3 separate regions of the Homo sapiens genome follow, and all the other regions are linked to region 2. Evidence: chromatin loops called from intact Hi-C (ENCODE). Cell type or tissue: natural killer cell. All regions are shown on one strand.

The links. A loop is a pair of places that touch in the nucleus more often than their neighbours do. Peaks named below come from ENCODE experiments on the same cell type or tissue, not always from the same donor. Only the 100,000 strongest peaks of a DNase experiment are listed, where the experiment ranks them.
Region 1: it touches region 2 in a loop (23-fold over the local background); 2 of 110 quality-filtered maps call a loop at or near these places.
Region 3: it touches region 2 in a loop (8-fold over the local background); 4 of 110 quality-filtered maps call a loop at or near these places.

Annotation. Positions count from the first base shown.
Region 1 is chr12:47,390,310-47,392,809 of GRCh38, forward strand. No RefSeq gene overlaps it. Among named protein-coding and RNA genes, the nearest start is that of LINC02156, 23 kb to the right of the region's middle. In natural killer cell, no CTCF peak of the experiment used is centred here; DNase peaks (open chromatin) are centred at 812 and 1,452; H3K27ac peaks cover 1,304 bases.
Region 2 is chr12:46,214,221-46,216,720 of GRCh38, forward strand. All of the region lies in intron 5 of SLC38A1 (solute carrier family 38 member 1), which reads right to left. Among named protein-coding and RNA genes, the nearest start is that of SLC38A1, 54 kb to the right of the region's middle. RefSeq lists enhancers at 1,170-1,229, 1,791-2,120, 2,291-2,350. In natural killer cell, no CTCF peak of the experiment used is centred here; DNase peaks (open chromatin) are centred at 1,041, 1,511 and 2,161; H3K27ac peaks cover 2,500 bases.
Region 3 is chr12:47,807,967-47,810,466 of GRCh38, forward strand. All of the region lies in intron 1 of HDAC7 (histone deacetylase 7), which reads right to left. Among named protein-coding and RNA genes, the nearest start is that of HDAC7, 11 kb to the right of the region's middle. RefSeq lists an enhancer at 966-1,035. In natural killer cell, a CTCF peak has its summit at 1,216; DNase peaks (open chromatin) are centred at 335, 775 and 1,195; H3K4me3 peaks cover 632 bases; H3K27ac peaks cover 2,500 bases.

The DNA of each region.
Region 1 (2,500 bases), 1.2 Mb after region 2:
CTTATTTAACATGAGGAACTTGATGGTGGAGAGAGCTTATTCTTGTAAAGAGGGTGCAGTCCTACCAACCTTAGATAGGTCACAGGCAAATCCACATGTGCTCTGGGACATAAAATTATGCATTACTATATATTGTAGCAGACACCACAAAATCAAACCTCTAGAAATACAGTCATTGTGGGAAATCCTTTTTTTGGGAGTTCAAATTTTACTACATATCAGATTATATTAAGGTGACGGTCATTGTGAGAAAATTTCTTTTTAAGGATACTTGCATATGGCTTACACGGGAGATAGACAGATGATAGATGACAGATAGATAGATAGATAGATAGATAGATAGATAGATAGATAGATAGATATAGATATAGATTTTTTATTTTTTGAGACAGGGTCTGACTCTGTCACCCAGGTTGGAGTGCAGTGGTGTGATCTCTGCTCACTGCAGCTTCCTCCTCCTGGGCTGAAGCAATCCTCCTGCCTCAGCCTCCCAAGTAGCTAGGACTACAGGCGTAAGCCACCTTGCCCGGCTAACTTTTTTTTTTGTAGAACAGGGTTTCACCATGTTGGCCAGGCTGGTCTCAAACTCCTGAGCTCAAGTGATCCTCCTGCCTTGGTGTCCCAAAGTGCTGGGATTACAGGCGTGAGCCACCACACAGCCAGGAGACAGATCTTATAATAAAATATGCAGATGTTAAAAGACACACTTAGGTACAATAAAACTTTAATGAGTTTATTTGAGCATTCAGTGATTCGTAATTCAGTCAGCACCAGACAGGAAGCAGTTTGACATTTCACCTAGGGGGCAAGAGGGGAAACTTTTATGAGGTGTAGTGGAAAGTCCTAGTTAGAGGTTAGTTGGTGGATTTTCTGATTCGTTAAGCTTAAGTTTCCTTTTAGTTTTACATTAAGTTTGGGCTAAGGTTTTCTTAAGTAAGAACCTGAGGTACTGAGGCTATCTCAGACTAATGGCCTCCCAGTTAATTTATTTAACATGGGAAAGAGAGAGCAAGAAGGAAAGAATAGGAAGGAAGGAAAGAAGGAAGGAAGGAAGTGGGGAAGGAAAGAAAGAAGGAAGGGATGGAGAGAAAACCTTTGGGTAAAATAAAGCTCAAAGGTTTTTTTTAGTCCGAAGATCCCACAAGCAAATTCTGACAAGGAAAAACATCAGAATTCATGGGCATGGGAGCGTTGCAGGAGGAAGAAGGATGAGAAGCAGGGATGCTGGGTCATCCCCTCTCACATTTAGGGGTCTCTGAAAGAGAGGCAACTGCAGACCAGGCCAGCACTGAGCCAATAACCAACTCCCTGCTGTGAGCCTTGCCAATGTGTTGCCCCTGTGGCCGCCACTCCCCACCTCACATACCCACACACTGGCAGTGGGTGCTTCCCAGCAAAAGCACAGGGGGCCCAGAAGTCAGCCATGACAACATCGCCTTGTTCTAACTAGACTCGAGGGCTGAAGCCAGTGACGTTCAAGGGATGTGGGTTTTCTGAGGTCTGGCGAGGAACCCTGGCAGTGTCTGTCTCTGTCACCGTGTTTGGAAGAAGGCTAATTGTTCATCCCAGGCCAGTGTCCAGCGAAGCTGGATCAGTTTCCTCTCCTTCCACTCCCATCTACATGCTAGGAGGGGCTGGGTGCATTGTGACCAGCCAGGGCACGGATTTGGCCCTCCCTGCAGAGCCTGCTTCTGTTCCTTCTCCCTTTCCATCTCCCAGAGTTCTCACCTACCTCCCACCCACCTCCTTGAGATCCGGTTCTCTAATAAAGCTAGTCGGATGAATAAGCCAAGGCTCACAGAGGGCTATTTTGGCAAGCATACACCTATGCTTAGGAGGATCCCCCAACAAATCACTAAAATAGTCAGACCTCAACTGGGCTAGAATGCCAGGAGGGTCCAATCAGAACTCCTAGCTCTGCTACACATAAGAAGAGTTAGATGAGTTTTCTCCAATACTCAGACGCCTCATCTGTTAAACAGGCATAGCAATGCCTTCCTCCCAGGGTTTTATGAGAACCAGGAAAGATAGTGTCATCGTGCTTTAGTTCAGTGTGTGGCACAAAAGGAGGGCACTTCAAAGCAGTAGTGGAGGCTGGGTGCGGTGGCTCAAGCCTGTAATCCCAGCACTTTGGGAGGAAGAGGTGGTCGGATCACCTGAGGTCAGGAGTTCGAAACCAGACCGGCCAATATGGCAAAACCCCATCTCTACTAAAAATACAAAAATGTATCAAGTGTGGTGGCACGTGCCTGTAATCCCAGTTACTCGGGAGGCTGAGACAGGAGAATTGCTTGAACCAGGAGGCGGAGGTTGCAGTGAGCCAAGATCACACCACTGCACTCCAGCCTGGGCAACAGAGCAAGACCCCATCTCAAAAAAAAAGAGCAGTAGTGAGCCGAACAAAGACATACAAATGTGTAGTTTAAAACTATATTTATAATAATAGAATCAGCAACACCAATGAAGTATACAGCATTACTAATATTGTCCTCAAGTAGAA
Region 2 (2,500 bases):
ATGATTTTTAAACAGATTCCTGAGAGTATCTTAGACAAAGTGGCATGAGCAAAAAAAGAAAAAATGAAAAAGATTTGTCACAGTGGTCCTAGATATATTTACTCTTTTTGCTGCAAGAAAATTTTGACTCATCTTTTAAACAACGAACATCTAAACATCGATTTGAAAAACGTTATTTGTCAATGTTTTGAATCATATTAACAGAATTGTAATTATTTGGTCTTCCATAATTTACCCAAAGATTATATGAATAATGTTATTATTTTCATATTTAAAAGTACCATATGCTAATAAAGTGGAAAGCTGTGACAACAAATAAAACCAAAACATTTAATGTGATTGAAATGTTCTATACCATGATTGTGGTGGTGATTTCACAACTGTATTTGGGTAAATTTAACAAACCTCACCCTTTAAATTGGAGAATTTTATTGTATATAAAGTATACCCCAAAACAAACAAACAAAAAAACAACCAACAAACAAAAACCAACCTCAGGACACTTTAAGGGAGATAAGACTATATTTTAAAAGCCTAGCTACACAGCAACAAATCATATGACATCCTCCCAACACAGCATCAGAACCTTTGGTAGGGGTGGAGGTAAAGCAGCCGTCACTGCATCAGATCCAGAAATAGCTCAGATGGGGGTGTTTGGGGCTGCCTTGCAGCTGAGTGCTTTCAACTTCTCCAGGACCCATTCCTCCCAAAAAAAGAGAGAACCGTTGCCAGCCCTCCCTAGCATGACTCTCCCTTGCAAAGTTGAAAGCAGCTATTCTCAAACTTTAACGTGTGTGCAAATTAGGATCTTGTTAAAATGGATGGGTCGGGACCTGAGATTCAGCATTTCTAACAAGTTGCCAGATGCTGCTGCTGCTACTGGTCCACTGACCTCCCTGGAAGCAGCAAAACTGAAAGCCCTAAGCTCTGGCCTTGTGGTGTATACATTCCAGTTCTTTCTGTTTCTCACCACACTGTGCTGTGCATCACCCGCCACACTGTCTGTGGTGAGGTGCTGTGCCAACACTGCAGCTCAGTTACCTGTAAACACAGACCCCACGGCTACCCAAGTAAGGTGACAGTGACGAAAAGCACTTACAACTGAATCATTCTCATTGCTGTGGGATGCTGACTAGCTTCCAGTGTGAAAAGTAAGATCTCATCTGCTTCCTTTGGTTGACTTCCTCAAGCATTACTTTTTTTTTTCTTGAGACAGAGTCTTGCTCTGTCACCCAGGCTGGAGTGCAGTGGCACAATCTTGGCTCACTGCAACCTCTGCCTCCCAGGTTCAAGTGATTCTCCTGCCTCTCCTGAGTAGCTGGGATTACAGGTGCATGCCACCACACCCAGCTAATTTTTGTATTTTTTAGTAGAGACGGGTTTCACCATATTGGCCAGGCTGATCTCAAACTCCTGACCTCAGGTGATCTGCCCACCTCAAGCATTATTTACTTCAGCAGGACATATATTTAAATTCTATTTTCAACCTCCCCTCCCCCATGTTTCACTCCTTCCAAAAGGGATCTGAGGCTTACTAAACTATGTAATTCTTCCTCTTCTAGATCCAGTTAGAAGTATAAAACTTTTACTATCCTCAATTAAACAAGCAGGCTAGTACATATAAAAACTCCTTGAGCTGGGGTAAAAGTGGTCTTTATTACTAGTCCTCCTTTGATCTATCACTGTCTCCTAATAACCCACAGCCCTCACTCCAAAACTTACAGACATACTGCTTGTTGAGGCAGAGTATTTACAAGAAAAATTTAAAATCCAGGACAAGGAACTTAGACAAACCATAGGAAATGCATCGGTTCTGGGCTAGCCTATCTTTCTCCACTCCTTTCTGCTATTGCTGGCCTCTCCCTCACCCTCTTCTACCTCTTACTTCTAGTCTACCTTTCTCAAGGGTCTCAACCCTCCTGCATCTTCACCTTGCACTTTCCCATTCATCTTTCATCTCCACCAACTCTCCCTGCTTCTCCATCCCCACCCCCAATTATTCTAGGGGAAATACCTGTATAAAGATTTGAAAACATTGTTGAAGAGACTAGAACACTAGCTGAAAATGATGGAGGGGCTGGACTGTGGGGAGGACCCAACTGAGAATGCAGACCAAGAACTTAGTGTCGCCGTGTCTGTGTGGTTGGAAAGCACAGCTTCAGGGGTTTTCCAGGCAAGTGTGACAGCCAGCCAGTGGAAACAGGAAGTAGGGCATGAGTAGAAGGTTTAAGTGAGGGACCAGAGGCTCTCAGTGAGGCTCGAGGACAGGAATAGTGGTTTCTGGCCTAGGGAAGCAATGCCAATGGAAGACTTAAGTGGTGAGGAAAGAGACACAGAAGAAGAATCCTGGCCAGGCGCGGTGGCTCACACCTGTAATCCCAGCACTTTGGGAGGCAGAGGTGGGCAGATTGCCTGAGCTCAGGAGTTCGCGACCAGCCTGGATAACATGGTGAAACCCCGTATCTACGTTATCTACTAAAATACAAAAAATGACCTGGGC
Region 3 (2,500 bases), 1.6 Mb after region 2:
TCTGTATAGGCAGAGGAGCCAGCTGCCCATCAGGGCAGAGGCTCAGCTGCCAGGTGAGCCAGCCGGGATGTCTGCCTACCCAGACGAAGGCCTCCATCAGTCCGAGGCAAGAGGACAGAGAAGCTCCTGCACACCAAACAGGAGGCTGGATGTAAGGGTGGCAACAGTGAGCATGCCTCTTTCTCCGCCACCTCAGGGCAGCTGGGGCCCTGAGGCAGCTATTTTTAGCTCTTGACACCTGGGTATTTTGCAGCCGCAGGATGTCCGGTTTGGAGTCTCTTTCTGGGAATCCCACATGCGGCTGTTGTAAACAGCCCCACGCAGCAGTGGCCTGAGCTGGGAGCCAGTGTCGCCCCCCCACCCCACCTCCACTTCTGCTGTTTGAGATGAATCAAACAGGAAGCAGATGTAACCATGGCAGCAGCGGCTTGAGCTCCCTGGGGGTGGGAAAGCATCCTCCCTGGTTCTTTGTCCCCCACCCCAGATCCCCAGCTCCACCCTGTGGCCTCTCCTCAAGGATGAAGACCTGGCAGAACCTGAGGCCGGGGAGCTGGGCCATTCTGAGTTGCGTATGGCTGTCGGTTTCTGGGTCTGGCACTCTCTGGAGACCCTTGCTGTCCTCTGACAGAGAAAAACAGGGGTCCTCCCAGCCCTGTCCAACTCCCGGGACCTCTCGGGCCACCACTCAGCCTTCCCTGCAAGTCCATTGTGAAGGGGAGGGCATAGCTACTTCCTGCGGTGGCAGGCCTGGAGGGCCTGCATCTACTTCCTATTACCCATGGCCTTCAGCTTATAGCCTGGCCTGCCCCTGCACTGCTCTGCCCACTTAGGGAATTCCTGAGCCAGTGGGCTCCCCTAGTCCACACTACCCTAAGATTTCTCAGTTCCAAAAAGCCCTCAAAGACATAAGTTCCACATTCATCCTCACTCCTCTGCTCCAGTATCTCCAGTCCCTGAGATAGGAAGTTCACCATGATGTCTAACTACCATCTTTCCTATCATAAGCAAAACATCCTGAGCAGGCAAGATTTGAGGCCCTATCTGTAACATGGGGATAAGTCGGCCAGTTTCTGCCTTCATCTCTCCCCTTCGCCTTTACCCCTCTGGTGCCCCACTTAGACCAGTTGCTCCTTTAGCAGCCAGTGTGAGCCAGTCTTTCTCAAGGGCCAGTGTTTGCCCCAACAGGAAGCACAGTCACCGCCCCAGGCTGCCTCTAGGGGCGGCTCCTTCTCCCCTCTGAGGTGTCACACTCATTCCCTTGCTCTCCTTGTCACCCCAGCTCCTGGGCCCTCCTCATGCAGACCCTGCCCCTCTGTGTACCCTACTCCTGCTTTGCCCACTGGTTCTGCCTCTCCCAGCTGCAGGCCGAGCGAGATGTGCCTTCCTCACTCTTCTCACCTGTGCCACCCACAAGGCCACGCAGCCCATTCCCAAGACTGCCAGGGAAATGTTTAAGTTACAATATCAACAATAGTTATATTATTTTAATTAATTAATAATATTAATAATGATCAACAATCATGTGTTAATGCTTACTGTGTGCTGGCTATTATCCTAGGCATTTTTGGCGGGGGGAGGGCAACATCCTCCCACTAAGCGATTTTTATTTATTTATTTATTTTGAGATGGAGTCCCACTCTGTCACCCAGGCTGGAGTACAGTGGCACGATCTTGGCTCACTTCAACCTCTGCCTCCCGGGTTCAAGTGATTCTCCTGCCTCAGCCTCCTAAGTAGCTGGGATTACAGGCGTGCGCCAACATGCCTGGCTAATTTTTGTATATTTAGTAGAGACGGGGTTTCACCCTGTTGATTAGTCTGGTCTCGAACTCCCAGCCTCAAGTGATCCGCCCACCTCTGCCTCCCAAAGTACTGGGATTACAGGCCTGAGCCACCACACCAGGCCCCCACTAAACATTTTAATTGTACTATTGCAAGTAGTCCTCACAACTCTGTAAGGCAGATACTGTTTTTTTGTTTGTTTGTTTTGTTTTGTTTTTGAGACAGAATTTCACTCTGTCACCCAGACTGGAGTGCAGTGGCACAATCTCAGCTGACTGCAACCTCTGCCTCCCGGATTCAAGTGATTCTCCTGCCTCAGCCTCCCAAGTAGCTGGGATTACAGGTGCAAGCCACCATGCCCAGCTAATTTTTGTATTTTGGTAGAGACGGTGTTTCACTATGTTGGCCAGGCTGGTCTCAAACTCCTGAACTCACTGAATCCACCCACCCTGGCCTCCCAAAGTGCTGGGATTACAGGCGTGAACCACTGCGCCCGGCCTATATACTGTTATTATTCTCATTTTGCAAATGAGGAAACTAAGGCTAAGAGAGGTTCAGAAACTTGCTGAGGTCACACAGATGGTATGTGGAGCTGCTGGGACTCCAGAACCTAAGCTTAGCATCGGTACACTGGCGTGGACTGCTTACTCAGCCTGCCTCCTAGTAGTGGCTGAGGTGAGACCACCAAGGGGACAAGGGGATGCAAGACACAGTGAGGCC